Regions from separate parts of the Homo sapiens genome. Here region 1 is linked to region 2. The links are chromatin loops, found by intact Hi-C in ENCODE. Cell type or tissue: mammary epithelial cell. All regions are shown on one strand. Each heading gives the region's core, and the rest is flanking DNA. Links, peaks and the distances in the headings are about the cores only. Region 1 holds the start of GNAT1 (G protein subunit alpha transducin 1). Region 2 overlaps RNF123 (ring finger protein 123).

Evidence for each region. A loop is a pair of places that touch in the nucleus more often than their neighbours do. Peaks named below come from ENCODE experiments on the same cell type or tissue, not always from the same donor. Only the 100,000 strongest peaks of a DNase experiment are listed, where the experiment ranks them.
Region 1: a loop joins it to region 2, with 6 times the contacts of the local background. A loop is called at or near these places in 4 of 110 quality-filtered maps.

Annotation. Positions count from the first base shown.
Region 1 is chr3:50,181,006-50,196,004 of GRCh38, forward strand. SEMA3F (semaphorin 3F) reads left to right here. Exons shown (of 19, transcript NM_004186.5): 8 at 1,279-1,398; 9 at 1,639-1,778; 10 at 1,899-2,013; 11 at 2,181-2,250; 12 at 2,415-2,559; 13 at 3,587-3,809; 14 at 4,438-4,526; 15 at 4,661-4,702; 16 at 4,884-5,041; 17 at 5,276-5,343; 18 at 5,608-5,741; 19 at 6,700-8,070. The coding sequence ends at 7,110. GNAT1 (G protein subunit alpha transducin 1) reads left to right here and starts at 10,605. Exons shown (of 9, transcript NM_144499.3): 1 at 10,605-10,826; 2 at 12,128-12,170; 3 at 12,260-12,401; 4 at 12,501-12,658; 5 at 12,748-12,876; 6 at 13,087-13,216; 7 at 13,496-13,649; 8 at 13,760-13,951; 9 at 14,263-14,999. The coding sequence starts at 10,721. The coding sequence ends at 13,950. RefSeq lists enhancers at 12,361-12,877, 12,878-13,394, 13,347-13,406, 13,395-13,910, 13,963-14,494 and a silencer at 13,717-13,776. In mammary epithelial cell, for the core only: CTCF peaks have their summits at 8,484 (motif pointing left) and 11,778 (motif pointing right); a DNase peak (open chromatin) is centred at 8,476.
Region 2 is chr3:49,695,139-49,710,137 of GRCh38, forward strand. It overlaps RNF123 (ring finger protein 123), which reads left to right. Exons shown (of 39, transcript NM_022064.5): 4 at 2,005-2,084; 5 at 2,225-2,319; 6 at 2,747-2,801; 7 at 2,914-2,999; 8 at 3,302-3,388; 9 at 3,617-3,684; 10 at 3,842-3,967; 11 at 4,330-4,444; 12 at 4,530-4,634; 13 at 5,089-5,214; 14 at 5,334-5,426; 15 at 5,498-5,571; 16 at 6,353-6,470; 17 at 6,673-6,772; 9 more. Among named protein-coding and RNA genes, the nearest start is that of RNF123, 13 kb to the left of the region's middle. RefSeq lists a silencer at 8,418-8,712. In mammary epithelial cell, for the core only: CTCF peaks have their summits at 6,440 (motif pointing left) and 8,489 (motif pointing right); no DNase peak of the experiment used is centred there.

The DNA.
Region 1 (14,999 bases), core at 4,183-12,182, 490 kb after region 2:
GTAGTGAGCTGAGATGGTGCCACTGCACTCTAGCCTGGGTGACAGAGCAAGACTCCATCTCAAAAAAAAAAAAAAAGAAGAATTACCAAACTGTGACACAGACACAGAGACACAAAGTAAGCATATGCTGTTGAAAAAATGGTGCTAACAGACTTGCTTGACACAGGGTTGCCACAAACCTTCCTTCTGTAAAAAATGCAGTATTTGCAGTGCACAAAGCCCAGTAAACTGAGGTGTGCATATGCTTCCTAATTCTTTCACTACACTTTATTGTTAGCTATGCTCTTTTTTTGTTTTTTTGTGTTTTTTTTTTTTATTTTTGTTCCTGCTTTTTGAGACGGTTGTCTCACTGTGTCACCAGGCTGGAGTGCAGTGGTGCGATCTCGGCTCACTACAACTTCCGCCTCCCAGGTTTAAGGGATCTTCCTGCCTCAGCCTCCTGAGTAGCTGGGACTACATGCGTGCACCACCACGCTCAGCTAATTTTTTTGTATTTTTAGTAGAAACAGGGTTTCACCACATTGGCCAGGATGGTCTCGATCTCTTGACCTCATGATCTGCCAGCCTTGGCCTCCCAAAGTGCTGGGATTACAGGAGGCATAAGCCACCATGCCCGGCCTCTTTTTTTTTTTTTAAGATGGAGCCTTGCTCTGTTGCCCAGGCTGGAGTGCAGTGGCATGATCTCGCTCACTGCAACCTCCGCCTCCCTGGTTCAAGCAATTCTCCTGCCTCAGCCTCCCGTGTAGCTGGGATTACAGGCACCTGCCACCATGCCCAGAAAATTTCTGTATTTTAGTATAGGTAGGGTTTCACCATCTTGGCCAGGCTGGCTTCCAGCTCCTGCCCTCAAATGATCCACCCACCTGGGCCTCCCAAAGTGCTGGGATTATAGGCATGAGCCACTGCAGCTGGTCTATTAGCTATGCTCTTGAGGTGATTTACATTTGTTGTGTCTGTGGGGTAGAAATACTGTACAGTGGTGTTGGCAGCTCTTCCTGATTTTGCTTTCAGTGACCTCAGGTTGGTAGCTTGAAATTAGTTGTGGCAGGAGTATTCACACCACAGAAATGGGCTATTGCTACTAATCAGAGCTGATAGTTACTAATCCCAACCCTCCCAGAGCCAGTGGTGAAACACTGACCAGCACTCCACTGGAGATAGGATCATGCCCCAGGGAGCCTGAGCGGGGAGATAAGGCCCTGCCCTGGAAGTCATCTGAGCTGTGCCCTGGCCCTAGCAAACAGCAGCCCCCCAACTGACCCACTGGCCTACCCACAGATGAGGAGCTCTATGCTGGTGTGTACATCGATTTTATGGGCACTGATGCAGCCATCTTCCGCACACTTGGAAAGCAGACAGCCATGCGCACGGATCAGTACAACTCCCGGTGGCTGAACGGTAAGCGCAGCCCCAGGAGCCCTTCCGTGGCCATGTGTCTGGGATGCGGCAAGGAGGTCGTAAAGAAGCACATGTGGGGGAAGTGGGGACATGTTTAGCCTATGACTACCTGGGGCAGGGGTAGTTTCTTATCTGGAGAGGAGTTGGGGGTGTTCTTGCACCTGGCTGGGGATTCTGTTGGAGAACATCAGGGGCACCATCAGAGTAGGGGCTCACCCAGCTGACCCCTGCCACCTGCAGACCCGTCGTTCATCCATGCTGAGCTCATTCCTGACAGTGCGGAGCGCAATGATGATAAGCTTTACTTCTTCTTCCGTGAGCGGTCGGCAGAGGCGCCGCAGAGCCCCGCGGTGTACGCCCGCATCGGGCGCATTTGCCTGGTATGCATTGGCAGAGCCACCAGGCTGCCCCTTCCACCAGTTCTGGCTTCATCAGCCCTGCTCCAGCCAGGGCTTGGGGTCAAGAGCTGATCTGACCCGGCCTCTTGCCCCACCCCCCAGAACGATGACGGTGGTCACTGTTGCCTGGTCAACAAGTGGAGCACATTCCTGAAGGCGCGGCTCGTCTGCTCTGTCCCGGGCGAGGATGGCATTGAGACTCACTTTGATGAGCTCCGTGAGTGCCCAGCAGGCAGGCAGGGTGCTCTGGCTACAGCAAGAGGGATAGAGGCGGGATGGGCGATCAGGGTGCCTTTGGTGGGCCCCCTCCCCTGTGCAGGAGTGGGTGGGGCCCAGGGGCTCCCGCCCATGGCACCCTCCAACACCTTCTCCCTCTGTCCCCAGAGGACGTGTTTGTCCAGCAGACCCAGGACGTGAGGAACCCTGTCATTTACGCTGTCTTTACCTCCTCTGGGTGAGGCTGGGGTCAGGGCCAGCAGTGGCAGGGAGTGGCCCCGTTGGGGGATTGTAACTCGTGGAGAACCCCAGCCCGGTGGCGAGCTGTGGGGAGGGGGCAGTTTGGGGAGGGGCCCTAGGTGGAGGGTCTGTCCTGCTCAGCAGCGCCTGCCATGCCCACAGCTCCGTGTTCCGAGGCTCTGCCGTGTGTGTCTACTCCATGGCTGATATTCGCATGGTCTTCAACGGGCCCTTTGCCCACAAAGAGGGGCCCAACTACCAGTGGATGCCCTTCTCAGGGAAGATGCCCTACCCACGGCCGGGCACGGTAAGGACCCCACTCATCCTGCCTCTCCCCTTTCTCTTCTTCTAAGAGGCCTCTGGGTCAGGCTCTTTGCAACATGGGCCCCACCATCATGGCCCTCCCAGCCAGCGGAGGCGGTGAGCTGTAATGCACACACAGACGGGCCTTCACACACAGTGTCAAGCTGTGGAGGAGCCCAGATGGGATTCTGGGACAAAGATGGTGGGTTGGGCGTGGTCGGCTGCTCCTCAGAGGGTCCTCTGTGGGGCTGTTTGGGAGCTGAAGGTTGGGGGGAAGCGTCTTCCCTGCAGGTGCTGGAGGCAGGCTGGAGGTTGGCTCAGCTGAGGAACAGGAGGCAAAGAGCTGGGGAGGGGCAGGGCCAGGCCTCAGGCAGGGTCTCAGAGGTCACAGAGGCATGTCACTTTATCTTGATGTGACACCGGCTGATGTGGGAGCCTAAGCAGGAGAGCAGCGGATCTGGTCCAATGCAGTTCTGACTCCATGTAGTCAGGACTGGGCTGGAGAAGCTGGTCTCAGTGGGGGACAGGGGAAGCTTCCCTCCAGAGGTAACCTGGAGTCAGAAGGATGGGCCAGAGGTAAGCTGGCCATGACGGGGGGCAGGCTGAGCCCAGGTTCAGGGGACAGCTTCAGGAAGGAGGAGAGTGAGCCTGGTGTGTGACAAGGACGTCGGGGCCTGCAGTCCAGCTGTGCAGGAGGGAGACGGGTGAGACCCTAGGAACAACCAGAGAGGAAGGAGATGACAGGGGTGGGGAGGGGGACATGGAAGGGAGTGGTCCGCTTGGCCAAATGCTGCCACGAGGTCATGGCACCTGAGGCCAGGGAGGTGGCTGTGGCATTTGGCCACCTGGGACCTTGGCCAGAGCAGGACCTGTAGAGGTCAGGTGCAGGGCAGAAACTTGGAGAGCGGGTTTGGGGAGAGGAGCAGGTTGAGGTAGTGGGGACAGACAGTGCAGCGGCCTCTTCTGAAGCTAATGGCTCCAGCCTGCCCTGCCCAGGCAGCCTGGGACTGACACTCGCCACCTGTCCACAGTGCCCTGGTGGAACCTTCACGCCATCTATGAAGTCCACCAAGGATTATCCTGATGAGGTGATCAACTTCATGCGCAGCCACCCACTCATGTACCAGGCCGTGTACCCTCTGCAGCGGCGGCCCCTGGTAGTCCGCACAGGTGCTCCCTACCGCCTTACCACTATTGCCGTGGACCAGGTGGATGCAGCCGACGGGCGCTATGAGGTGCTTTTCCTGGGCACAGGTACCCACTGCTGCTCCCGGCCTCTCCCACGCTGGGCCCACCGGGTGCGGGGTGCAGATCCTTGGGGCTGGGGCTTGCCCTGCTAGGGCTTGCTGCAAGCTCATCAGAGTCACTTCTTCATCCTCATCCTTTGGTGCCTTCTCCCTATTGATGGGATAACAGAGGCTAGGGGTGAGAAAACCCCATTCCCACTTCCATCCCCAGGGGCCCAGGAGAACAGGGACACTGGGCATCTGGGGACTTATGTATGTATGGCAGGAAAGGGGTGGAGACAGATGGTAGGCACCTCCAGGATACAGAGGCCATACACATGCTCGTGTGTGCACACACATGCCACAGTGCACCCCCTACAGTTCCAGCAGCCCAAACACAGGAGAATGCATGCCCCAGTGTCCTGTTCTCAGCAGGGCCCAAAATCAGGGTCTGGGTTGGTGGGGGCAGACCATGGCCATGACCCCCTATGTCCTGGGCCAGTCCCCTTTGACCTGGGGAAACTCTTCCACCTTGGCACAAAGCTCCAGCTCCAATGCCCTAGGGGGGTTTGGGCCCTGGTGGGGGAAGGGGCTGAGGCTGGTACCCCTTCCCCAGCATCCCCAGCCCCACTGAGGCCCTGCCCGGCCCGTTCCAGACCGCGGGACAGTGCAGAAGGTCATTGTGCTGCCCAAGGATGACCAGGAGTTGGAGGAGCTCATGCTGGAGGAGGTGGAGGTCTTCAAGGTGGGTGTGACACCACCCAGTCCTGACCTCCCCACCTTTACCCTCCCCCCAGTCCCAGCCTCTGACCTGAGACCTCTAGGTCAGGGCAGGGAGGGGGTCCCTGGCATCCCAAGCTGATCTTTATCTTTTTCTAGGATCCAGCACCCGTCAAGACCATGACCATCTCTTCTAAGAGGGTAAGCCTTTGGCGAGGTGAGCCAAGGTTGGGGACAGGGCCTGCATCCCCTCAGGGTCATGCCCTTGGCACAGGGATGGGTAAACTGAGGCATGGAACAGGGGAGAGGAGCCCAGCCTAGCTGGCTGTTGGTGGGGCTGGCTATGGGACAGGAACTGACAAGGCCCTACCCTTTGCCCCAGCAACAACTCTACGTGGCGTCAGCCGTGGGTGTCACACACCTGAGCCTGCACCGCTGCCAGGCGTATGGGGCTGCCTGTGCTGACTGCTGCCTTGCCCGGGACCCTTACTGTGCCTGGGATGGCCAGGCCTGCTCCCGCTATACAGCATCCTCCAAGAGGTGTGGACCCCTAGACACCTAGAATTTTAGCAACCAGTCCCAGGGCCCTATCCTAGGGGATTGGGGGTGCATGTGATATTACCCGGGGTGCATGTGATATTACCCTAGGGGAGTCTTATGGGTAAGACATCACTGCCCTGGGGAAAAAGGGCCCTGCCCTGGAGTCAGGGAGATACAGGGACCTGGGGGGGCAAGCTTCCTGGGAGCACTCCTTCAGGGGCTATCCTCATCCAGGCGGAGCCGCCGGCAGGACGTCCGGCACGGAAACCCCATCAGGCAGTGCCGTGGGTTCAACTCCAATGGTGAGTATGCTGGGCCTCACTGTGGGGTGCTGCTCACACTGCAGAAGTCCACGCAGCCCACGAAGCTGCTCACAGGGCCCCCACTGTAAGGGTGCTCTGATGGCTAATGGAGGGTGGGGGCTAATGGAGATGGGATGTCCCTAGTTGCCCCATCAACACAGAGCACTACATTGGTGAGTGGGTGCCCCTCGGTGCCTGCCCCGAAGCAGTCAGCAGGCTGCCCGGAGGTGATGCTGCTTTTGCTCAACCCCTCTCACTCTAAAGCCAACAAGAATGCCGTGGAGTCTGTGCAGTATGGCGTGGCCGGCAGCGCAGCCTTCCTTGAGTGCCAGCCCCGCTCGCCCCAAGCCACTGTTAAGTGGCTGTTCCAGCGAGATCCTGGTGACCGGCGCCGAGAGGTGAGTTCCTGCGCCCGGTGCTGCACCGTGGATGTGAGTCCTTGCACAGTGGTGAAATGTAGTAGAGGAGTGATCTGGAGCAACTCTCATGCTGTGAAACCCCTTCCAAGCTCCCTTCCCTACATGCAAATCCTTTGAGTGAAAACAGTTACATGGAAACTCCCTGGGATTGGCCTCATTCTATGGAAAGTGTTTCTGGGTATGCCTGTTCACATGAAAATTCCATATGCATACCACATTGGGGGTGTACCTTCTACAAAAACATCATGTGAGTGAGCTCCAGTATGTGGAAATTCTATGGGGCCCTCATTTTATGAAAATGCCCTACAGGTGTCCCTGTTTATGTGGAAATTCTATGTGGTTATCCCAATTGGATATTCTCGTTAAATGGAAATTCTGGCTGGACGTGGTGGCTCACACCTGTAACCCCAACACTTTGGGAAGCCAAGACAGGCAAATTGCTTGAGGTCAGGGGTTCGAGACCAGCCTGGGCAACATGGTGAAACCCTCTCTCTACCAAAAATACAAAAATTAGCTGGGCATAGTCATGCATGTGGTCCCAGCTACTTGGGAGGCTAAGGTGGGAGGATGGCTTGAGCCTGGGAGGCAGAGGTTGCAGTAAACCGAGATCATTCAACTGCATTCTAGCCTAGGCGACAGAGCCAGACCTTGTCTCAAAAAAAAAAAAAAAAAAAAAAAAGGAATTCTGTGTGTGCTTCAAATTTTCCTCATTGTACAGAACCTCCTTATGGTCATCACTCCTGAAATGGAAATCTGTACAGATGCCTTATTCAAATATCTCTCATTATGTAGAAACTTCATGTGGTTTTTCTGGCATATGGAAATCCCACATGGGTGCCTCTACACGGAATGGCCACAAAGGTGGTCTGATCTGGTTGCTGGCTAGGGCCATAGGGTGGTCACAGAGCCTCTGAACCCCCTCTCCTTGCCCCTGCAGATTCGTGCAGAGGACCGCTTCCTGCGCACAGAGCAGGGCTTGTTGCTCCGTGCACTGCAGCTCAGCGATCGTGGCCTCTACTCCTGCACAGCCACTGAGAACAACTTTAAGCACGTCGTCACACGAGTGCAGCTGCATGTACTGGGCCGGGACGCCGTCCATGCTGCCCTCTTCCCACCACTGTCCATGAGCGCCCCGCCACCCCCAGGCGCAGGCCCCCCAACGCCTCCTTACCAGGAGTTAGCCCAGCTGCTGGCCCAGCCAGAAGTGGGCCTCATCCACCAGTACTGCCAGGGTTACTGGCGCCATGTGCCCCCCAGCCCCAGGGAGGCTCCAGGGGCACCCCGGTCTCCTGAGCCCCAGGACCAGAAAAAGCCCCGGAACCGCCGGCACCACCCTCCGGACACATGAGGCCAGCTGCCTGTGCCTGCCATGGGCCAGCCTAGCCCTTGTCCCTTTTAATATAAAAGATATATATATATATATATATATATAAAATATCTATATTCTATACACACCCTGCCCCTGCAAAGACAGTATTTATTGGTGGGTTGAATATAGCCTGCCTCAGTGGCAGCATCCTCCAAAACTTAGACCCATGCTGGTCAGAGACGGCAGAAAACAGAGCCTGCCTAACCAGGCCCAGCCAGTTGGTGGGGCCAGGCCAGGACCACACAGTCCCCAGACTCAGCTGGAAGTCTACCTGCTGGACAGCCTCCGCCAAGATCTACAGGACAAAGGGAGGGAGCAAGCCCTACTCGGATGGGGCACGGACTGTCCACCTTTTCTGATGTGTGTTGTCAGCCTGTGCTGTGGCATAGACATGGATGCGAGGACCACTTTGGAGACTGGGGTGGCCTCAAGAGCACACAGAGAAGGGAAGAAGGGGCCATCACAGGATGCCAGCCCCTGCCTGGGTTGGGGGCACTCAGCCACGACCAGCCCCTTCCTGGGTATTTATTCTCTATTTATTGGGGATAGGAGAAGAGGCATCCTGCCTGGGTGGGACAGCCTCTTCAGCCCCTTCTCCCCTCCCCGCCTGGCCAGGGCAGGGCCACCCCACTCTACCTCCTTAGCTTTCCCTGTGCCACTTTGACTCAGAGGCTGGGAGCATAGCAGAGGGGCCAGGCCCAGGCAGAGCTGACGGGAGGCCCCAGCTCTGAGGGGAGGGGGTCCGTGGTAGAGGCCTGGGGCCGGTAGAGGCTCCCCAGGGCTCCCTTATGTCCACCACTTCAGGGGATGGGTGTGGATGTAATTAGCTCTGGGGGGCAGTTGGGTAGATGGGTGGGGGCTCCTGGTGGCCTTCTGCTGCCCAGGCCACAGCCGCCTTTGGGTTCCATCTTGCTAATAAACACTGGCTCTGGGACTAGACTTTGGCTTCTCTCCTTGGTCAGGGGATTTAGAGCCACACGTGGTGGGCCTGGGGAGCCAGGTGGGGGGCTGGGAAGGGAGTAGATTGGCTCCATTTAAAGAAACCCAACATGTAGAAACCACATTTAGTTTGACAAACCTGGGCTGCTGCACCACCCCAAACACTTGGGTAGTGCGAAGGGCTGTAGAGACCCCTCAGGGCCCACTCACTCCTCAGGGTCAGGGAGGGTGGGTGGAGCCTGAAGGCTGAAAGTGGCAGAAATGCAACGGCCTCACTCCTGGACAGATCCCCATCATCCAACAGGGTGGGTGTAGAAGCTGCCAGCCTGTGGTAGGAGCCAGCATTCACTTCCCACGCATACTATTTAGAGACAGCCGTTAGTGCTCAGTGTCTGGTGCCCCGGCACCCCCTTGTGGTCTCTTGAGTCTGTGGCAGAGTTGAGTGCTGAAAGGCAGCCAGGTTCCAGGGAAGAGTCCAGCCAGGAGGCTCAGGGTGCCTGGAGGAGCCTTTGAGAGCCCAAGATTTGGGTTTTCCTATGGAAGTTGAGGGTGGGAAGTCTCTAGAACCTGGGAGCTCAACCTGAACAATTTCTGCCCGGCAGTGAGCCCTGCACCTGAACAGAGCACCAGACCCCCTAAGCTGAGGCAGGCAGGCCCTGGAGATAATCTTAGGCAGGCCTCAGAGCACCCACAGCAGACAGAGCAGGAGCAGGATAGGTGAGCCCCATTCCTCCATACCCCAGGGAACACTACACCTGCTCTGGGATGCAATTTCTCCACCTGGCAACAGGCCTGCAAAACATTCTCTGGAAGAGCCTGGCCACTTCTGCAGATTAGAGACTTTGTTGCACCCAAATTCAAGTGTACATATAGGCACAGGCGCCTGCAAGCATGCATGCACACACACAGTCATACACAGGCAGAGATGGACATGCACAGGCACACATATGCTCAGGTACAAACAGGCATGTTTACACCCCTGCGTATAAGCAAGTGCACACATGCAAACCTACACAAACTGCAAAACACACAAGCCTATGTGTGCATGAAGAGAATACACAAAGCATATTCACACATGCATACACATGTGTATACATGTGCACACATACATAAGCATGCGCACAGGCACGTGATTCCTATAAGAGCACATGCACTCACAAAGGCATAAACATGCAGGCACACATGTACACACAGGTATTCATGCACAAATGTGTCAAGTTATTGCTCGCTTGGTGCCAGCAAAAGACACACCCATGGCCGGGCGAGGTGGCTCACACCTGAATCCCAGCACTTTGGGAGGCCGAGGTGGGTGGATCACAAGGTCAGGAGATCGAGACCATCCTGACCAACATGGTGAAACCCCGTCTCTACTAAAAATACACAAAAAATTAGCTGGGTATGGTGGCACATGCCCGTAATCCCAGCTACTTGGGAGGCTGAGGTGGGAGAAGCTTAAACCAGGGAGTTGAAGGTTGCAGTGAGCCAAGATCGTGTCACAGCACTCAAGCCTGGCAACAGAGTGAAACTCTGTCTCAAAAAAAAAAAAAAAAAAAAAAAAAAAAGGCCAGGCACGGTGGCTCATGCCTGTAATCCCAGCACTTTGGGAGGCCGAGGCGGGCAGATCACGAGGTCAGGAGACTGAGACCATCCTGGCTAACACGGTGAAACCCTGTCTTTACTAAAATACAAAAAAAGTAGCCCGACGTAGTGGCGGGCACCTGTTGTCCCAGCTACTCAGGAGGCTGAGGCAGGAGAATGGCGTGAACCTGGGAGGTGGAGCTTGCAGTGAGCTGAGATTGCGCCACTGCACTCCAGCCTGAGCAACAGAGCGAGACTCCATCTCAGAAAAAAAAAAAAAAAAGACACATACACCGAGGCACACAGAGCAGATATGCATGCCCACCACAGTCCGCTGGAAGCAGAGGACCTCCTTGGGGCAGCTCCAGCCTGTGATATGGGATGAATGCAATGCCCACTGTTTCCCTCTCTCTGGATTCCCTGCAGGTCATAAAATCCCAGTCCAGAGTCACCAGCCCTTCTTAACCACTTCCTACTGTGTGACCCTTTCAGCCTTTACTTCCTCATCAGTAAAATGAGGCTGATGATATGGGCATCCATACTCCAGGGCCAGTGTGAGCTTACAACAAGATAAGGAGTGGTGCTGAGCCTGGTGCCGGGCAGGCAGCAGGCATGTTTCTCCCAATTATGCCCTCTCACTGCCAGCCCCACCTCCATTGTCCTCACCCCCAGGGCTCAAGGTTCTGCCTTCCCCTTTCTCAGCCCTGACCCTACTGAACATGTCTCCCCACTCCCAGGCAGTGCCAGGGCCTCTCCTGGAGGGTTGCGGGGACAGAAGGACAGCCGGAGTGCAGAGTCAGCGGTTGAGGGATTGGGGCTATGCCAGCCCGATTAGAAGGGTTGGGGGGGCTGAGCTGGATTCACCTGTCCTTGTCTCTGATTGGCTCTTGGACACCCCTAGCCCCCAAATCCCACTAAGCAGCCCCACCAGGGATTGCACAGGTCCGTAGAGAGCCAGTTGATTGCAGGTCCTCCTGGGGCCAGAAGGGTGCCTGGGAGGCCAGGTTCTGGGGATCCCCTCCATCCAGAAGAACCACCTGCTCACTCTGTCCCTTCGCCTGCTGCTGGGACCATGGGGGCTGGGGCCAGTGCTGAGGAGAAGCACTCCAGGGAGCTGGAAAAGAAGCTGAAAGAGGACGCTGAGAAGGATGCTCGAACCGTGAAGCTGCTGCTTCTGGGTAGGGGTGTGGGCCCAGGTGGGGCCACTGCCACCAGGTCATTGGTCTGGAGGCAGGCAGGCAGCCCTTCTGTGAAGCAAGGATTCCCTGGGAAGCAGTATGAGCCTGTGACAGAGTAGGGCACAGGGTGGGAGCCCTGGCCAAGCAAGGCCAGGCCTGACAGGTGGTGTCCTAGTCCCCCAGGGCTGGACATCCCACAAAGCCCCTCTCCAGACGGCTCTGCCTCAGGTGACCCACCCTCCCCAGAAGTGCGTGCCAACCACACTCTTGCACGGGTGTGTGATGCCGACTTTTCCGTGGCTGGGTTCCCGCAAGCTTCATGCAGCCTTTGGTTTGATACGCCTGCTAGGCAATGCTCAGAAGCCAGGAGCCTCACTGGGAGCCCGTTATTGGGCTGCTACTTTGGGAAGGGGATGGCCATAGTCCTCCTGGGAGTGGGGAGCCTCTAGGACCACCCAGATCCACAACGAATGGCCCTCAGGTGCCAGAGGGCTGTGGCTGATAGACCTACAAAGCAGCCAGAGGGGCTGGCGGGTACTGAGGCCCAGTGGGAGTAGATAAAGCCGCGTCCACTGGACCATGGGCACTGAGGAGAGATGGGGCTGATCCAGGCCTGCCTCAAGGTCACTGCCTGACCTCTCAAGGGGAAAAAGCAGCTTCAAGAGGGGCTCCACCCAAGCTCCCCAGGGTCTGGTCAACCAGCTGGAGGTGGGTGAGGGACCAAGCCAGTCCCACTTTCCCCCAAGGCAGAGAGGCTAAGCCGGAAATCTCATTAACTGTGCCCAACGCCCTCGCAGGGGCAAGCTCAGAAAGGATGTCAACTCTGCCCTCCCTCCTACCCAAAAGAGCTAATTCCCTCTGAGCCTCCTGGAGACACCTGCACCCCTTCAGGTGAAATGCAAGGGGTTTACCCGCCTCAAATAACCCAGTGCTTGCGGTACCAGAGGCTCCCACGAGGTGGCGATGACGCTCCGGGATTTCTTCATTGCAGTCTCACAGCATAATAAAGGCTGCCTGTGCCGGGGTCTTGGGGACTCCCCTGTCCCAGAACAGTTGAGGTCGTTGAGTCCCCTCGTTGGCTTCCTTTCTTCACTTTCCTGGCATTTGCAAACCTTGTGACTTCAGGATGTCAGGACTTAATTTGGATGGGGGGGTAGGTGTGGCTACGGGGTCGGGGCTGGCGCTCAGGCCTCTTCGCTGCGGGTCCACCCTGCCAACTCGGGAGGTCCCCGTCCTCCTGGCCTCCTTGCTGGAGGGGGCAGGCTGGTCAGCGCAGCTCTGAGGCGCCGCGTCTCTTTCAGGTGCCGGTGAGTCCGGGAAGAGCACCATCGTCAAGCAGATGAAGTGAGTGCCCCTGCCTGTCCCGAGGCCCCTGGGTCTGGGTCCTTCCCCACTTCCCCACGAGGCGCTGATTCTGCTCTCCTCGGCCTCAGGATTATCCACCAGGACGGGTACTCGCTGGAAGAGTGCCTCGAGTTTATCGCCATCATCTACGGCAACACGTTGCAGTCCATCCTGGCCATCGTACGCGCCATGACCACACTCAACATCCAGTACGGAGACTCTGCACGCCAGGTGTGCCAGGAGGCGGGCTGAGCGGGCCTCTGGGGACTCGAGGCTCGCGGCTGGGCCCGAGTCCCTGGCCGCCACCAGCCACTCTCACCCTGCCCCCAGGACGACGCCCGGAAGCTGATGCACATGGCAGACACTATCGAGGAGGGCACGATGCCCAAGGAGATGTCGGACATCATCCAGCGGCTGTGGAAGGACTCCGGTATCCAGGCCTGTTTTGAGCGCGCCTCGGAGTACCAGCTCAACGACTCGGCGGGCTAGTGAGCGCGCGGGCAGCGCGGGGCGCGGGGCGCGGGGCGCAGGGGGCCCTCCACGCCTCCCCACCCACCTACGGCCGGGTCTCGCGCAGCTACCTCTCCGACCTGGAGCGCCTGGTAACCCCGGGCTACGTGCCCACCGAGCAGGACGTGCTGCGCTCGCGAGTCAAGACCACTGGCATCATCGAGACGCAGTTCTCCTTCAAGGATCTCAACTTCCGGTACGACCCATACGCTAGCCCAGGAGGTCACTGCCCCAGGCCCCGTCCTGCCCCGGGGACCCCATCCCTGCGATAGACCCTGCCCCTTCCCTGATACCCCGCCAGCAGAAAGGGTGGTAGTCCCGGCCGAGAGCTCCCCGACCAGCACAGGGCGAAGGGATGTTGCCTGTGGGGCCCGGGGCGCAGGTTCAGGCCCCCGCGGCCCCGCAGGATGTTCGATGTGGGCGGGCAGCGCTCGGAGCGCAAGAAGTGGATCCACTGCTTCGAGGGCGTGACCTGCATCATCTTCATCGCGGCGCTGAGCGCCTACGACATGGTGCTAGTGGAGGACGACGAAGTGGTGCGTGCCAGGCAGGGCCTGTGTTCCAGGGGGGCGAGGAGGAGCTGCTGGTCCCTGGAGGCGGAGACCGCGCGCTGGGCTGGGGGAGGGCACGGGAGGGGATGCCTGTCCCGGGCGGCCTGAGGAGGCCCGGAGGCGTTCAGCAGGCCCATCTGGGGCAGTGCGGGGAGCCCTCTGAGAGCCAGCTGAGCGGGAAGCCCCGCGTGCCCGGGAGCCCAGAGAGCAGGTGCTGCGGGTCGGACGCTACCCCGGGTGCCCAACAGCTGCTGCCCTCCTCAGAACCGCATGCACGAGAGCCTGCACCTGTTCAACAGCATCTGCAACCACCGCTACTTCGCCACGACGTCCATCGTGCTCTTCCTTAACAAGAAGGACGTCTTCTTCGAGAAGATCAAGAAGGCGCACCTCAGCATCTGTTTCCCGGACTACGATGGTGAGAAGTCCGCAAGGCCGCCAGGCGGCGCCCCCGCCCCACGATCGCGGCGCGCACCCCCCGCACGGGGAAGGAAGGGCTGAGCAGAGTGAGAGCTCCCGCCCCCGCAGGACCCAACACCTACGAGGACGCCGGCAACTACATCAAGGTGCAGTTCCTCGAGCTCAACATGCGGCGCGACGTGAAGGAGATCTATTCCCACATGACGTGCGCCACCGACACGCAGAACGTCAAATTTGTCTTCGACGCTGTCACCGACATCATCATCAAGGAGAACCTCAAAGACTGTGGCCTCTTCTGAGGTAGGTCGCTGCCCTCTCCAGGCTCTTGCCTCAATACCCCAGCCCCGTCCAGCTCCCCACCCCACACCACGGCCCTGGAGCCTCACCCCCAAATCCTGGAGCCTACTGCCTCCAGGCCCCACCCCAGCTCCTCAGGCTCCACCCCACCGACAGAGGCCCCGCCCCACCCCACAAGTCCCACCCATTGAATTTCTTTTGGCCCCGCCCCAAGACCTCAGGTGTCACAGCTTCCAGGGCCGCCCCACCACACACAATGCCTAAACCCATTTATTTTGGGTCTCAGGGATGCTGACTGGGTTTCCTTTTCACAGGTGCCTGAATTCATGCGTGTCAGTCACCCTGAGACCTGGTAGCCCTAGCTGCCTTGCAGCCCCAAACCCCAGGACCCTATCAGCCCCCTGGGACTCCCTGGCCCCAACCTGCCACCTCACCAAAGCTCTGAGCCCTGCTAGCCTTGAGGCGCGGACCCTCCCCCATACCTCCCACAGTATCCCAGCGCCTCATGCCCCCAACCCCAAGCCCTGCCCTTCACCGCCCGGCTGCACTGGCCTCTAGGACTCACAGCAGCCAGCCCCAGCTAGGAACGGGCAGGACTTGGGGCAGCTGAAGCTCACGGTGACTCAGCAGTGCCCAACTGACCAATCTCCCGCAGCTCTCCTGCCCCTGGGGGCCCACGACTCACCTGGTGGGCCTGGGCTCAGCAAACAGCCCTCCCTCCCAGTATTTCATCAAGGACAGGGAATATCCCTCCCACACACAGGCCAGCTGCTCACCCTGCCACCTCCATGTGACAAGTTTGACACCTGTCTACCCAGAGCCAGTGACTGTCCCTCCCAGCAGCCTCCAAAGGGTCCAAAGTCCAAGCTAGCTCTGGCCTGTGTGGCCCCCACATAAATAAATTAGTGGGGAGGGGGCAGACCTGGGGGCCCTTGGGTGCCAGAGTGAGACACAGCAGGACCCTTCCCCAAATACTAGGCTCAGAGCAACCTCCAGCCTTCTCCAGCAGGATCTGCTCCCTGTGTCCTTGGACAGCAGATCCACACACCAC
Region 2 (14,999 bases), core at 4,670-12,669:
TTTTGAGACAGGGTCTCGCTATGTCACAGTCATAGCTCACTGCAACCTCAAAGTCCCAGGCTCAAGGAATCCTCCCACCTCAGCCTCCCACATAGCTGGGACCACAAGCACATGCCACAGCACCCAGCTAATTTTTTTTTTTTAAGAGACAGGGTCTTACTGTGTCACCCAGGCTGGTCTCAAACCCCTGGGCTCAAGTGATTCTCCCACCTCAGCCTCCCAAAGTGCTGAGACTACAGGTGTGAGCCACCATGCTTGGCCTGTAACTGCTTTTGAGGAAGGCTCCTTTATCCTTGGGCCCACTGGGGTATTCAGAGATGGGGTTGGCTTTAGCCTTCTATGCTACTAGCTGAGCACCCCGACTGCATAGCCACCACCTGGCCTTGGCCTGGGACAGAGCAGCAGTGGGGAGGGGCCTTTGTGCATCTCTGCTCCTACAGCTCAGGGCTGGGAGTGGCTTACACTGGGGAATATGTGATCCCTGAGCCTGGGTAGTGGCTACTTTGTCAGGGTGCTTGTCCAACCTTTGTCCCCTTCCAGAGCTTTCTGTCTGTGTGGATGAGTGGGGTAAGAACTGGCATTAAAGGTGGAAGAGCAGGTGGTGGCACCCTGTGGGCAGCCAGGTGTGTAATGGGCCTCTGTTCTGCCTGAGTCCTGCTGGTTACCACCACCTCACTCCCTGCTATTCTTAGCAGCTGAGCTCAGGACAGCACTGACTGGCATTAGACAGTACCCTTTTCCCTCTAGGCCTGTGTGTTGAGAGGATGAGGGGGCCACCCAGACAGATTTTTCCCAACTCCTTTGGCTCGGGTAGGTGGGTCATGTGCTCCGCTGACCATTTATGGACTGGCGGGTACAGGACAGAGCCATCCAGCAGCTCAGAGGGCTGAGCCTTTCATACTTCCAGAACATGTCCCATTCAACACAGACTCCCCTGGCTGGGTGGTGGCGAGACTGGAATCTGCCCCAAAGGAACCACAGGCCTAGGGGCAAGGGTTGGACTAGGTGGCCTTGGTACTGACCACTTTGGGAACCAGCATTTCTCCCAGCCTTCTTCTTCCAGACATCATCAGCACAGCCACCTTTGAGAGCGGACAGGTTATGTGCTATGCAGACAGCACTTGTTATTCCCTGGGCTCTTCACAGCATCTCTAACATAAGTCACTATTCTGTTTTTACAGATGAAGGAATTAAGACTTAGAGAGGGCTACTTTTTTTTTTTTTTTTTGAGACAGAGTCTTGCTCTGTCACCCAGACTAGAGTGCAGTGGCACGATCATGGCTCACTGCAACCTCCGCCTCCCAGGTTCAAGCAATTCTCCTGCCTCCGCCTCCCAAGTAGCTGGTATTACAGGCACATGCCACCGCGCCCAGCATTTTTAGTAGAGTCGCAATTTCACCATGTTGGCCAGGCTGGTCTTGAACTACTGACCTCGTGATCTGCCCGCCTCAGCCTCCCAAAGTGCTGGGATTACAGGCATGAGCCACCGCACCTGGCCACATACTTTTTTTTTTTTTTTTTTTGAGACAGAGTCTTACTCTTGTTGCCCGGGCTGAAGTACAATGACACGATCTTGGCTTACTACAACCTCTGCCCCACCAAGGTTCAAGCTATTCTCCTGCCTCTGTCTCCCGAGTAGCTGGGATTATACGCATGCGCCACCACACTCAGCTAATTTTTGTATTTTTAGTAGGGATGGGGTTTCACCATGTGGCCAGGCTGGTCTCGAACTCCTGACCTCAGGTGATCTGCCCGCCTCGGCCTCCCAAAGTGCTGGGATTACAGGCATGGGCCACCACACCCGGCCTGGACTGGTTATACTTTTGAGTTTAGTGGAGAATTCGGCCTTCTGACCTCCTGCATGCCAGAGTCTAGGACTAGGCACAGCCCTTTTTCTGGAGTCTAGGCAGCCCCCCTGTGAGCTCAGGGGAAAGGATGGGATTTAGTGTCATCTGGCTGATTTCAAGGACTTGTGGACCCCTGGCAGCCTCTCACTCTCCCCAGGAAACCCCTGAACTTCCAGAACCTGCCAGAACATTTGGACCAGTTGCTACAGGTGGACAATGAGGAGGAGGAAAGCCAGGGTATGTGGCCACCTCTGGAGTGGGGTTGGGAGGTGCAGAGCTGGGACGTAGCGGGCCTGGAGACGTCTGGTGAGCTCAGGACACCCTATGCATCCTGTCAAATGCTCCACCCTGCCTGACCCCACCTCTCCTCTTTTCAGGACAGGTTGAAGGGCGGCTTGGCCCATCCACTGTGGTCCTGGACCACACAGGCGGCTTTGAGGGGCTTCTCCTGGTGGATGATGACCTGCTGGGGGTGAGTGAGGGTGAGGTGTGGAGACCCAGGTCCAGCCCCTTCTGACATAGCCCCAGGCTCCTCCTGATGTGGCCCTAGTCTCTCTACTCATCTGATGGGGCTGCAGCCAAAACTTGTCCTGACGTGGCCCCAGACCATTGTGTTCTCAGTCCTCAAACTCTCCCACTAAAGCCCTGAAACAGTCTTGATGTGGACTCAGCCCCCAGCCCTTCCCAGCACAGCCCTGAGTCCCTCTCTCATCCTGCCTTGGCCCAGGATCCTTCCTGATACAAGCCTACCCGCTCCCACCGTCCTCAGGCACAGTGCAGTGTTGGCCGCCACAGGCAAATACCACCAGGGCTGGCTCAGTTGGGGATGGGGTCTTTTTCCCTTGGGGAGATGCTCTGTGTGCCTGGGAGCTAGCCCACCACCCCTCTTCTTCACCCAGGTGATTGGACACAGCAACTTTGGCACCATCCGCTCTACCACATGCGTGTACAAAGGTGAGACCTTACCCTGCTGTGGCCTAGGTAGTGAGGAGAAAGTTTAAGGGCCCAGGCATGAGGCAAGAGGCAGTCTTTGTCCACCTCGTGGCCCTAACTCAGCTCTTTCCAGGGAAATGGCTCTACGAGGTCCTCATCTCCTCCCAGGGGCTCATGCAGATCGGCTGGTGCACCATCAGCTGCCGCTTCAACCAGGAGGTACACGTTGGGGAGGGGACCCCTCCCTGGGCCCAGGGAGAGCTTCTCCTGCCACAGGCCTCATCAGGTCTCCAGATCCCCTCAGAACTGCCTAGGACCCTAACTAACCTGGACTGCCCTCTGGAGAAGAAACGTGTCCCACCCAATCCCAGGCACCCCAGCTCAGAGAATACCTCTTACTCTTTCCCTCAGATCATCTGTTCCCTTCTGTAGAGCCATATGCATCCAAGGCTGGTGATTGGTGGGCTCTGGCCCAGACCCTGCCTGCCTCACCAGGGACCTCATAGGCATTTCCTCCCTAGGAGGGGGTTGGAGATACACACAACTCCTATGCCTATGATGGCAACCGCGTGCGCAAGTGGAATGTGACCACAACGAATTATGGCAAGGTGAGAGCCAAGCCCCTGTGGGTCATCCGCCCCATGACTGTTACTACAGCTTATTTGGAGCCACTGGGCAGCCATAAGGGACTACAGGGCACCAGGGAAGGGTCAGGGACCCAGGTCCTTTGTCCTTGTGGCTAGTCTCCCTTGGGTGGTTCTGGAAACGCAGCTGGGGTTCAGAGTCAGCAGGCTGCTGGGCTTCTGTGCATCTGGTGAGGCCTCCTCTCATGGCAGGCGTGGGCAGCGGGGGACATCGTGAGCTGCCTGATTGACCTGGATGATGGCACTCTGTCCTTCTGCCTGTGAGTTTCCTATCTCTATGCACAGGCCTGGCCCCTGGGGCCTCCCCAGACTGCCCCCAGTTTCCTGGGCCCTGTAAGGGGCCAGACTGAGTTTGATAGCCTGAGGGTGGGCAGCCACATGCTTAGCACTGGCTCACAGACCCACCCTTCTCCCCAGGAACGGTGTATCACTGGGCACTGCCTTTGAGAACCTGTCCAGGGGCCTGGGTATGGCCTACTTCCCAGCCATCAGCCTCTCTTTCAAGGAGTCCGTGGCCTTCAACTTTGGCAGCCGTCCTCTGCGATATCATTTTGTGAAGATGGCTGTGGGCTGCTCAGAAGCTCTTGGGGAGGCTGGGATGAGGGGCTCCCTACCCCAGGGGTGCCATGGGCTGGTGGCAGGCCCTGGCTGCTGCAGAGTTAGTGGGGGGCCATGTAGAGTGTCGAAGAAAACTTTCCTCGCAGCAGCCTGGTTGGTTGGGTGCCCTTGTCTCCACTGAACAGATGAGGAATGTGAAGCATCCTCCCTAGGGAGAATAAGTGGGCAAGTTGTGATGCAAACCAGCCCTGCCCTAGAGCCCAGGCCCCGGGGTGGGGGGTGGGCAGTGGAGAGGGAGTAGGCATGTCTGAGCCACAGATAAGGCGTTGCTGGCTTAACTCTGGCACCTACCCAGTGGCAGGCTACCGGCCCCTGCAGGACCCACCGAGTGCTGACCTGGTGCGGGCACAGAGGTTGCTGGGCTGCTTCCGGGCAGTGCTGAGTGTGGAGCTGGACCCTGTGGTGAGCTGGGGTCTGGGCCAGGCGGGGTGGGGGGCTTCCACAGCCTCCTGCCCCTCACACTTCTCCCTCCTCCCCCTCCACACAGGAGGGGCGGCTGTTGGACAAGGAGAGCTCCAAGTGGCGGTTGCGGGGCCAGCCCACCGTCCTCCTCACACTGGCCCACATCTTCCATCACTTTGCACCGCTTCTGGTGAGCGGCATTGGGAGGGGCATGGGAGGGGAGGAGACAGGCCATGCTAGACACGCCCGTGGTAGATGTGCCCTCACTGAGGGCTGCAGTGCTGAGGTCCCACAGCATCACCTGGCGAGGGCCCCATGTGACCAGGGCCCTCAGACCTCAGTCAGTCCCCTAGGGAAACAGGGACATTGCCAACCAAGGGCATCAGGGGATGTCCTGGAAAGAAGACTGAAGGATAATAACATCCCAGGCCAAGGAAACTGCGTGTGCCAAGCCTTAGAGGAGCCGTGGGGCAATGGCCTTCTTGTCCCTCAGTCAGACCCCGGAAGGGGTCATCTATGTTTGGTGTTGCTCGAGTGGCTCAAGGCTCTGTGCCTGAGGCTTGTGCCTTGGCCATGTGCCAGGGCAGGGGTGCCTTGACCAGAGTGGAAGGCCACCACCTCACCAGTGCCTGGCCTTGGTGCAGCGCAAGGTGTATCTGGTGGAGGCTGTGCTCATGAGCTTCTTGCTGGGCATCGTGGAGAAGGGCACACCCACACAGGCACAGTCCGTGGTGCACCAGGTCCTGGACCTCTTGTGGCTCTTCATGGAGGTGAGGCTCCTGACCTCAGGCCTCAGGCCTGGCTGTCAGTCTTCACTGGGGTCGGGAAGATACGGGGAGAATCTTGGAAAAGGCCCCAGTCATGGCTGCCTTGGCATCTCTTCCCCCAGGACTACGAGGTACAAGATTGCCTCAAGCAGTTGATGATGTCTCTGCTTCGGCTGTACCGATTCTCACCCATTGTCCCAGACCTGGGCCTACAGGTGGGAGCCCCTACCCCTGCCCTGAGCCCCCTGGGACTCGCCTGTCCACTCTGAACGCCCCCTCTCCACAGATCCATTACCTGCGGCTCACTATCGCCATCCTGAGGCATGAGAAGTCCCGCAAGTTTCTGCTTAGCAATGTCCTGTATCCTTTCCTTGCTGCCTGGCAGGCCAGACATGGGGTGCCCTCTGGACTCAGCAGAGGCCAGGAAGGGGAGTGTCATCAGGCCAGGGGTCCCCTGGGAGCATCAGGAGGACCAGAGCTGCCCAACGTGGCATTTTCTCTACAGAGCAAGGACGAGAGAGCAAAGGACTGAGCCTGGCCAGCCAGCCTAGCCAGGGGGTTCTGAATGACTGCAGACTCGGGCTACGCAGAGGTGTGGGAGGGGCCACAGGGCCTGCCCTCTTCGGCCACAGCCCAGCACTTTTGTTCATGTTCCACAGTGGGGATTCCTGCAAGATCTTTAAGGAGGCAGCTCTTCCTGCTTCCCAGAATTGTTGGGAACTGCATGAGTGAGTGAGAGCATAGCTTTGAGCCCCTGGCTGGGAAGCCTCAGCTTGTAGCCGTTTTCTTGGTCTGGGGTCTTCCAGCCTCCAGGAGGCAGACACAAAGCTGGGAGACACAGAGGTCAGAGTTGGGGCCTGAGAAAAGGCCACCAGTCCCTCTCTCCAGCTTGTCCCACAGTCATCTGTTCCTGTGACAAGCCCTTATCGTGCACCTGCTGGGTACTGGAGCTGGTGGGCTTAACCACCACAGCTTTTTGTCAGGGAGCATGCCCTGGGGGTCAGACACATAGCAGCAACATGCCCCTGTGGTGGTGGGAGAGCTGTGGTAGGCACATCCAGGGATGGGCTCCTGGGGAAGGACTCTTGAGGGTGTGCAGAGTGCCCTTTGGCAAGCAGAGCCCTGCCTTGACACCCGCCAGCTTCGACGTGCTCCGCTCCGTCGTCTTCTTTTACATCAAGAGCCCCCTGCGTGTGGAGGAGGCCGGCCTGCAGGAGCTCATTCCCACCACCTGGTGGCCCCACTGCTCCAGTAGGGAGGTGAGTGCACCCCAAGTGGGATGGGCAGAGGTCATGGCAAGGCCCCTGGCCTGGGCATCTGGCCACTGGGCATCTAGCATGAGGCCTTTTCACTGGCCCTGGTCCCTGAAGCCCTGGAGATGGAGTGTGGGTGTTCTGAGTGAAGGAGGCCTGGCTAGGTCCCAGGTGACCCTGCTGTATTCCACCTGCTACCCCTGCCTAGGGCAAAGAGAGCACGGAGATGAAGGAGGAGACCGCAGAGGAGCGGCTGCGGCGGCGAGCCTACGAACGGGGCTGTCAGCGGCTCAGGAAGCGCATCGAAGGTCAGCCCGCCTTGGGCACGGGGTAGGGTGGGAGGTGTGTGTGTGCACATGAGGGTGCTTGGAGGTGCCCATGTCTAGGTGGGACTTGGGGAACCCTGGTGGTGGAGCCCTGGCCCAAACCTGCCCCCCATCTCCTGGAGCCTGAGGGCCATGTTCCTCACCTGACCTCCAGTGGTGGAAGAACTACAGGTCCAGATCCTGAAGCTGCTGCTGGACAATAAAGATGACAATGGGGTGAGTGACTCCCAGGAGCCCTGGGTGGGGCCCTGTGGGGAGGGATGCTGCACTGGGCCTTAAGACCCAGAGGGTGGGAACTGGGTTTGGTTCCCATGGCAGGGGCTGGGGGAAGGTGCAGCACTGAGCCAGCCCAGTCTGGGCCTGCATTCTCAGCTCAGCACAGCCTCACTTTTCCCTCTCTCAAAGGGTGAAGCTTCTAGGTATATCTTCCTGACCAAGTTTCGCAAGTTTCTGCAGGAGAACGCCAGTGGCCGGGGGGTAGGTGTCCTCCAGGCCAGCCCACTGTGGATCCCCGGCTGCACTACACATGCCATGCCCTCAGCACCTGGCACTTCTCGGACTGCCTCATCCCTGCCTAGCCCCAAGCTTTTCTCTGCTGCTTTTCCCTCCCTGCTTAACCCTCGACCCTCAGGCAGGGCCTTGGATGAGGAATGGGCAAGGCACTGGACTGGCACCAATGCATGTTTCATGCCTGGTGTCCACAGAACATGCCCATGCTCTGCCCCCCTGAGTACATGGTCTGCTTCTTACACCGGCTGATCTCTGCCCTGCGCTACTATTGGGATGAATACAAGGCTTCCAATCCTCATGCTTCCTTCAGTGAGGGTGAGTGGCACCGGGGTCCCAGGTCAGTGAGGCTGGACAGAGCCAGGCGTAGGGCAGCCCCTAATGTTAGTGCAGAGTGCTGAGCTGAGGCTGTGGGCTGTGGGGAGTTGTCCCCGGCATCCTGCCTGGTTGAGTCCTACCCAGCCACAGGCGGCTTCTCCACTGGGGCAGCAGGAGCCCTGCACCGCAGGCCTGCCGATCCTGTGTTTGCTCTGATTGTCCCACGGGCTCCTACCATTGTGGGCTCTTTTCTTCCGTCCTTGCCCCCCCATTTCTCTGTGCGTCCTTTATAGGGCTGCCTTGGGTGGGTGCTGGGGGGCCCTGTGTTTGAGTCCCCAAGGGTCAGTGGGAGCCTTACCTGCCCTGGATTGGGGGATATCCCACAGGACTGGGGCTGGGCCTCTCTGCTTCTCCTGAGTGAACGGCTGCCATGAGTACCCCCATCACCCCAAGTTATGCAGCTGCTGGCTCTGACCTGAAATGGCAGGGGTGGAGAAGAGGTAGGGGAGGTCTGTTTCTTGGTCCAGGAGACAGTTTCTCTGTCTGCCTGGATGGGTGAGTGGCCAAAGCCAGAATTCCCAGGCTGTGCTAGGCCAGATTGGAGGGGAGGGCTGTGGGGAGGGTCTTCCTACTGGGCCGTGACCACTGGCCTAGCCTCCTCAATTCCTCGCAGAGGCCTACATCCCGCCCCAGGTCTTCTATAATGGCAAGGTGGACTACTTTGACCTGCAGCGCCTGGGGGGCCTCCTCTCGCACCTGCGGAAGACCCTCAAAGGTGTGTACAGGCCTGTGGGCCGGGAGCAGTTCTGGGGCCAGGTGGGGGACTGTCCCTGAGCCTGCTCTGCTGTGGATGCTGAGCCATCCTATGGCCACCAGAGGGTGCCCAAGTCTTTCCACCCACTCAGGCAGGGAGACACTGATCTGCCTGCCCTACATCTGGGCAGCTTCTCTTTCCCGCCAGCACCCACGCCATAGGGGTCGGGCGTGCCTGGCAGGGGACCAGGGATCTTGGTGAGGTGTGGATGGGGCGTGCAGGTGCTGCCGGAGCTGCCTTCAGGGATGAGCACAAGCTGCCCCGGTGCAGGGCTGAGGGCACAGCGAGAGCAAGGCCCTGAGCCGGGCACAAGGGTGGGTCTGTGCTGTCAGAACCTCTCTCTGGCTGCCGCAGTGTATACGCCGGAGTGCAGGGGCTGAGAGACAGGGAGCCCAGGTGTCCCCACACAGGAGATAAGGGCCTGCCCAGGTAGGTAGGGGAGGGCACAGGTGGAGGAGAGGAGTCAGGATGACCCCAGGCTTCCTGCCAGAGGTTGTGTGGATGGGGTGCCATCAGGGAGAGGGGCTGCAGGAGGTGGTGGAGATGAGAAATTCTGTTTGGACACAGCGCGTTTAGCGGGGAGCAAGGCCTGGGCGGGGGGCAGCGAAGGCGGGGTCAGTTGTCAGCACGGTGGTGGGGATGAGCCTGGGATGAGGCTTGGCTCCCACTGGGAGTGCCCAGAATGAAGCAGCCCTGGCATCTCCTTTTGTTTATGGAGTAGTCAGAGAGTGGGGGAGGCCCTGGAGAGCAGGAAGTCCTGGGAAACAAAGCCAGGGACCAGCAGGAAGGGCATGATGGGCTTACATCTATGTAGAATAAAGAAAGTCAATTTGAAAATAAATGAAAAAGAAGGGTGTGATGGGGAAGGCCTCCTGTTACTGAGTGGCAGCTAGACGGGGCCCTTGAGATGCAGAGTGAAGGCTGGGTGGAGGAGGCGGAGGGGCGAGGGGCAGATACGGTGCTAAACCGGGCTCTGCAAGGCCTCCTGCCCAGTGTGCTGGGCTCTCTCACCGTCCTGGGCACTTCCACTGTGGCCCCTTGCGCCACCACTGGCCTGAGAACCCTCCTGCTCTTCCTCCCAGATGACCTTGCTTCCAAAGCCAACATTGTGATCGACCCACTGGAGCTCCAGTCAACCGCCATGGATGACCTAGATGAGGATGAGGAGCCAGCCCCAGCTATGGCCCAGGTGCCGCAGTGGGGGCAGGCGGTGGGATTTGTGTTGGGCTTATCCTGTATCTTATGGGCAGGGGTCTCATCCAGGGCCACTTCCCGCTCCATGCAGGCAAAGGGTTTCTCACTGGGCTGGTGCCTTGCTGTGGGTGGAGGCATGGACCCTCCCTCACAATTCTGCAGCCCCGTGGGCCAAGGGAACCCTGAGCCAGCCCTGGTCCTGGCCGCCTTTCTTCACTGCAGCGCCCCATGCAGGCCCTGGCTGTTGGGGGGCCACTGCCCCTGCCCCGGCCCGGCTGGCTCAGTTCTCCAACTTTGGGCCGAGCCAACCGCTTCCTCAGCACAGCGGCTGTGAGCCTCATGACCCCACGGCGGCCTCTGAGCACCTCGGAGAAAGTGAAGGTCCGCACGCTGAGCGTGGAGCAGAGGACCCGTGAGGACAGTAGGTGCTTGGTGGGGTCAGGCAGGTCCCCGAAGGACCCTTCCACAGTGTACAGTCCCCGATCCGGGCAAAGCCAAAATACACCCCATGCCCTCCCAGCCCTGTGGCCTGGCAGCATCCCAGGAGTGCAGGAAGCACACTCCGAGGGCAGGAGATCAATGCCGCAGAAATAGGTCCTGGCACCGCAGGCCTTGCCCTGCACTCCACCCCTACCCCCATGCCCCCATGGGCTCCCCGCGGGTCCCTCCTTGGGCACAGGAATGGGAGAGATGATTTCCTCTCCTGCTGTGAGGCAGGCTCAGGAGAGCCGGGATGGCCCTACCCTTGACCCTTCCCTCCCCAACTCCCCAGTTGAAGGCAGCCACTGGAATGAGGGCTTGCTGCTGGGGCGGCCCCCCGAGGAGCCTGAGCAGCCCCTCACCGAGAACTCGCTGCTGGAAGTCCTGGATGGGGCGGTCATGATGTACAACCTCAGCGTACACCAGCAGCTGGGCAAGGTCGTGCACTCTTGGACCCCGCATTGGGTGGCGGGTGTTGTGCGTGTTTGGTTGTGTGTGTATTCCTGTGTGCACATGGGCCCGCAGGGCTGCCTGTTCAAGACCGTGCATGGGAGCACATGCCTCAGCGAGGCTGGTTTCTGCTCCTGCTGCCTCAGTCTGACCTGCTGACTGTTGTGGGAATGGGACCGCCCTGGGCCTAAGGTTGGGACCTTGGCAGGGCTGGGGTCCAGACTGGGTCTGAAGAAGCCTGGATGAAGTGCCCAAGGGGCACTCTGGACATGTGGTCCCATGCTGTGTAGATGGTGGGTGTCTCCGATGATGTCAATGAATACGCTATGGCTCTGAGGGACACAGAGGACAAGCTCCGCCGGTGCCCCAAGAGGGTAAGGCCCACATAGTCTTGGTGAGGGGCAGCTTGCTTACTCGTACAGGTAACCACAGATGAAGTCTGGTTCTGGGGGCTGCCCTGGCAGTTCTCATCCCCACTCTAGCCCTGGCCATAGCACGCCAGTGAGAGTGGGGCTGGCAGCAAGGCCTGGCACCCATCACCAGTGTGGCCTGTGCCTAGGTGCCCCCCACCCCCTGGGCCCAATAAGTGCTGAAGCACACCCACTCTCCTCATCAATTATTCATTGACCCTGAGTGCTTCCTCGGCCACTTGCAGAGTCAGCAGGAAGCAGGGCCTGGCTCCACTGCACCCTCCGGAGCCCTCTGCTGTAGCTGCCCTAGCCCAGGAAGGTGGGGCCCAGTGTGTCCAGGCTGAGCTTCCCTGACAGCCCCCACCCACCCCGACCTGTCAGCAGATCCCTGGGTCTGGCAGCTGGGGGAGCAGCGGTTCTGGCATCAGGTCCCTGGGTGCTCTGGCCAGCGGCTCACAGACCCCCAGCTGGGCCTCACTTCCATGTCATGAGGGGACCACCATGGCCTTGTTCTGAGGCTGGCTCAGGGTCACCAGAGGGTCAGTGGCAGAAGAAGGTTTTGAAAAATGGAGCCCAATCCCTTGCCTGCTCCAGGCACTAGAGGGCCCTTCCTAGGCTGCCTGCAGGATCAGGGTGGACCTGGGTATGGGGCCATGTCTTGATTGTCCTCCTTTCCCCTTGGGTGGCAGAGGAAGGACATCCTTGCAGAGTTGACCAAGAGCCAGAAGGTTTTCTCAGAAAAGCTGGACCACCTGAGCCGCCGTCTTGCCTGGGTCCATGCCACTGTCTACTCCCAGGTGTGCTGGTATTGCAGCTGCCCCTTCCCGACCTCACTGTCTGGCCACGGGTCTAGCAAGATTGTGCCAGGGCCCTTGATGCCCCCACCCTCTCAGGCCTCTGGCACACACATGTCCCTTCCCACACTTCAGACTCCATCACCCCATGCCATGTCCCCTGTACCCCTCATGCTCTGTGGACTGAGGAAGCGCAGTTTCTGGACCTCCAGTTCGCCTCATAGACCTGTCCTTCGAGGAACAAACTCTGTCTGTCTGCCTCCCCTGCTCCCACCCCCTCCCAGTTTCTTGGCCCCCGTCCTTCTCTCCCAGTGCATCAGGGGCTCTGCAGTCTTTCCCGGAGGCACACTCCACCATCTGTGCCTGCCTCTGTCTGACTCATTACCACCCGAGGCCACTGGCTTGTTCCCCACTCACTCATTCACTTGCTCATTCATTCAATAACATGCACTCAAAACCTGGTGTGTGCCAGGTGCTGTCCTGGAACTAGGGACACACACACATTAATAAGTCAGAAAGATGAGCCTCTGCCTTCTGAAGGCACTCAGCCTGGTCAGATACATGGATGGACAGACAGATGGATGGGGCACTCCTGCTGTGACTGAAGTTTCACCCCCAGGCCTCAGACTCTCTGGACTTGTTTCCTCTCCCTGCCCCTCTTGGCATCTCTTCCCTAACCAGTGAGTGCCCTGAGGGTCTCTTCAGGTGCCCAGGTCAGGGTATCTGCTGTCTTCTTGGGCATACCCCTGCATGACTGGGTGATCGAGGCCTTTGGTATCCCCATTTCTATCATCTCTGCTTGCTGTTTCTTCTCATGGCTCTTTTGCAAAACCCAAACCACCTCCACCTTTTTCCCATTCGTGACTCTCCTGCTACCCTGGATGACCGTGCTTACTGCCCCATGACGGGAACTTCCTCTCCCTTCTGCCCTGAGATTTCCTGCCTGCCCACCTCCCTCAGAAGTTTGGCTGCCCTCTCCCACACTGTCTTCTCAAGACCCTTGCCCTCTCATCTCTCTGCCTTTTTTTAGTTATGCTAAAATATGTGTGACATAAAATGTACCATCCTAGCTGTGTTTTTTTTGTTTTGTTTTGTTTTGTGTTTTTTTTGAGACAGAGTCTCACTCTGTTGCCCAGGCTGGACTGCAATGGCATGATCTTGGCTCACTGCAACCTCTGTCTCCCGGGTTCAAGCAGTTCTCCTGGATTATAGATGTGCTACCGCGCCCAGCTACTTTTTGTATTTTTTGGTAGAGACAGGGTTTCACTTTGTTGGCGTGGCTGGTCTCAAACTCCTGGCCTCATGTGATCCTGCCACCTCGGCCTCCCAAAGTGCTGGGGTTACAGGCGTGCGCCACTGTGCCCGGTCACCCATCATAGCCATTTTTAAGTGTTAAGTCTATTCACATTGTCGTGCAGCCAATCTCCACACTCATTTCATCTTGCAAAACTGATACTCCGTGCCTGTTGAACAAAACCTCCTGTCCTCCCTTCCCCAGCTTCCCTGACAGCTCCCACCCATCCCCACCTGTCAGCAGATCCCTGGGTCTGGCAGCTGGGGGAGCAGTGGTTCTGGCATCAGGTCCCTGAGTGCTCTGGCCAGCGGCTCACAGACCCCCAGCTGGGCCTTACTTCCATGTCATGAGGGGACCACCATGGCCCTGTTCTGAGGCTAGCTCAGGTTGCCCCTGGCAACCACCATCCTACTTTCTGTCTCTGAATTTGACTATACTAAGCACCTCATCTAGGAAGAATCATACACTATTTGTTCTTTTGTGTATGGCTTTAGCATAATGTCCTCAAGGTTCATTCGTGTTATAGCATGTGTCAGAATTTCTTCATTTTCCAGGCTGAATAATATTCTGTTGTACGGACACCACATTTCATATATCCAGTCCTTTGCTGATGGACACTCGGGTTGCTTCTACTTTGGGCTACTGTGAATAATGCTGTAATGAACATGGGTTTGCAAAGATCTCTTTGAGACCCTAATTTCAATTCTTTTGGTTATATACCCAGAAGTGGAATTACTGTATCATATGGTAATTCTGTTTTTTATTTTATTTTTAATTTTAATTTTTTATTTTTTTTGAGATGGAGTCTCACTCTGTCACCCAGGCTGGAGTGCAATGGTGCGATCTCGGCTCACATCCTGGGTTCAAGTGTTCTCCTGCCTCAGCCTCCCGAGTAGCTGGGACTACAGGTGCGCACCACCATGCTCGGCTAATTTTTGTGATTTTTTTTTTCTTTTTTTGAGGTGGAGTTTTGCTCTTCTTGCCCAGGCTGGAGTGCAATGGCGCGATCTCGGCTCACGGCAGCCTCTGCCTCCCAGGTTCAAGCAATTCTCCTGCCTCAGCCTCCTGAGTAGCTGGGATTACAGGCATGTGCCACCACGCCCAGCTAATTTTGTATTTTTTTTTTTTTGAGACAGAGTCTCACTCTTTCACCCAGGCCGGAGTGCAATGGCGCTATCTCAGCTCACTGCAAGCTCCGCCTCCCGGGTTCACACCATTCTCCTGCCTCAGCCTCCCGAGTAGCTGGGACTACAGGCGCCTGCCACCACGCCCGGCTAATTTTTTGTATTTTTAGTAGAGACAGGGTTTCACCGTGTTAGCCAGGATGGTCTCGATCTCCTGACCTCGTGATCCACCCGCCTCGGCCTCCCAAAGTGCTGGGATTACAGGCGTGAGCCACCGCGCCTGGCCTAATTTTGTATTTTTTTTTAGTAGAGATGGGGTTTCTTCATATTGATCAGGCTGGTCTTGAACTCCCGACCTCAGGTGATTCGCCCGCCTCGGCCTCCCAAAGTGCTGGGGTTACAGGCGTGAGCCATCGCGCCCTGCAATTTTTGTATTTTTTGTACAGATGGGGTTTCACCGTGTTGGTCAGGCTGGTCTTGAACTGCTGACCTCAGGTGATCCGCCTGCCTCGGCTTCCCAAAGTGCTGGGATTGCAGGCATGAGCCACCGCGCCCGGCCAATTCTGTTGTTTAATTTTTTGGAAACTACCATATCATTTCTACAGTGGCTGTGCCTGTTACATTCTCACCAGTAGTGCATGAGGGTTCCAATTTCTCCATACATATCCTTACCGACACTTCTTATTTTCTGCCCTTTTTTTTTCTTGGTAGACGCAGGGTCTCACTATGTTGCCCAGTTGTCAAACTCCTGGGTTCAAGGAATCCTCCTGCCTCGGCCTCCCAAAGTGCGGGGATTATAGGCATGAGCCACCACACCCGGCAAT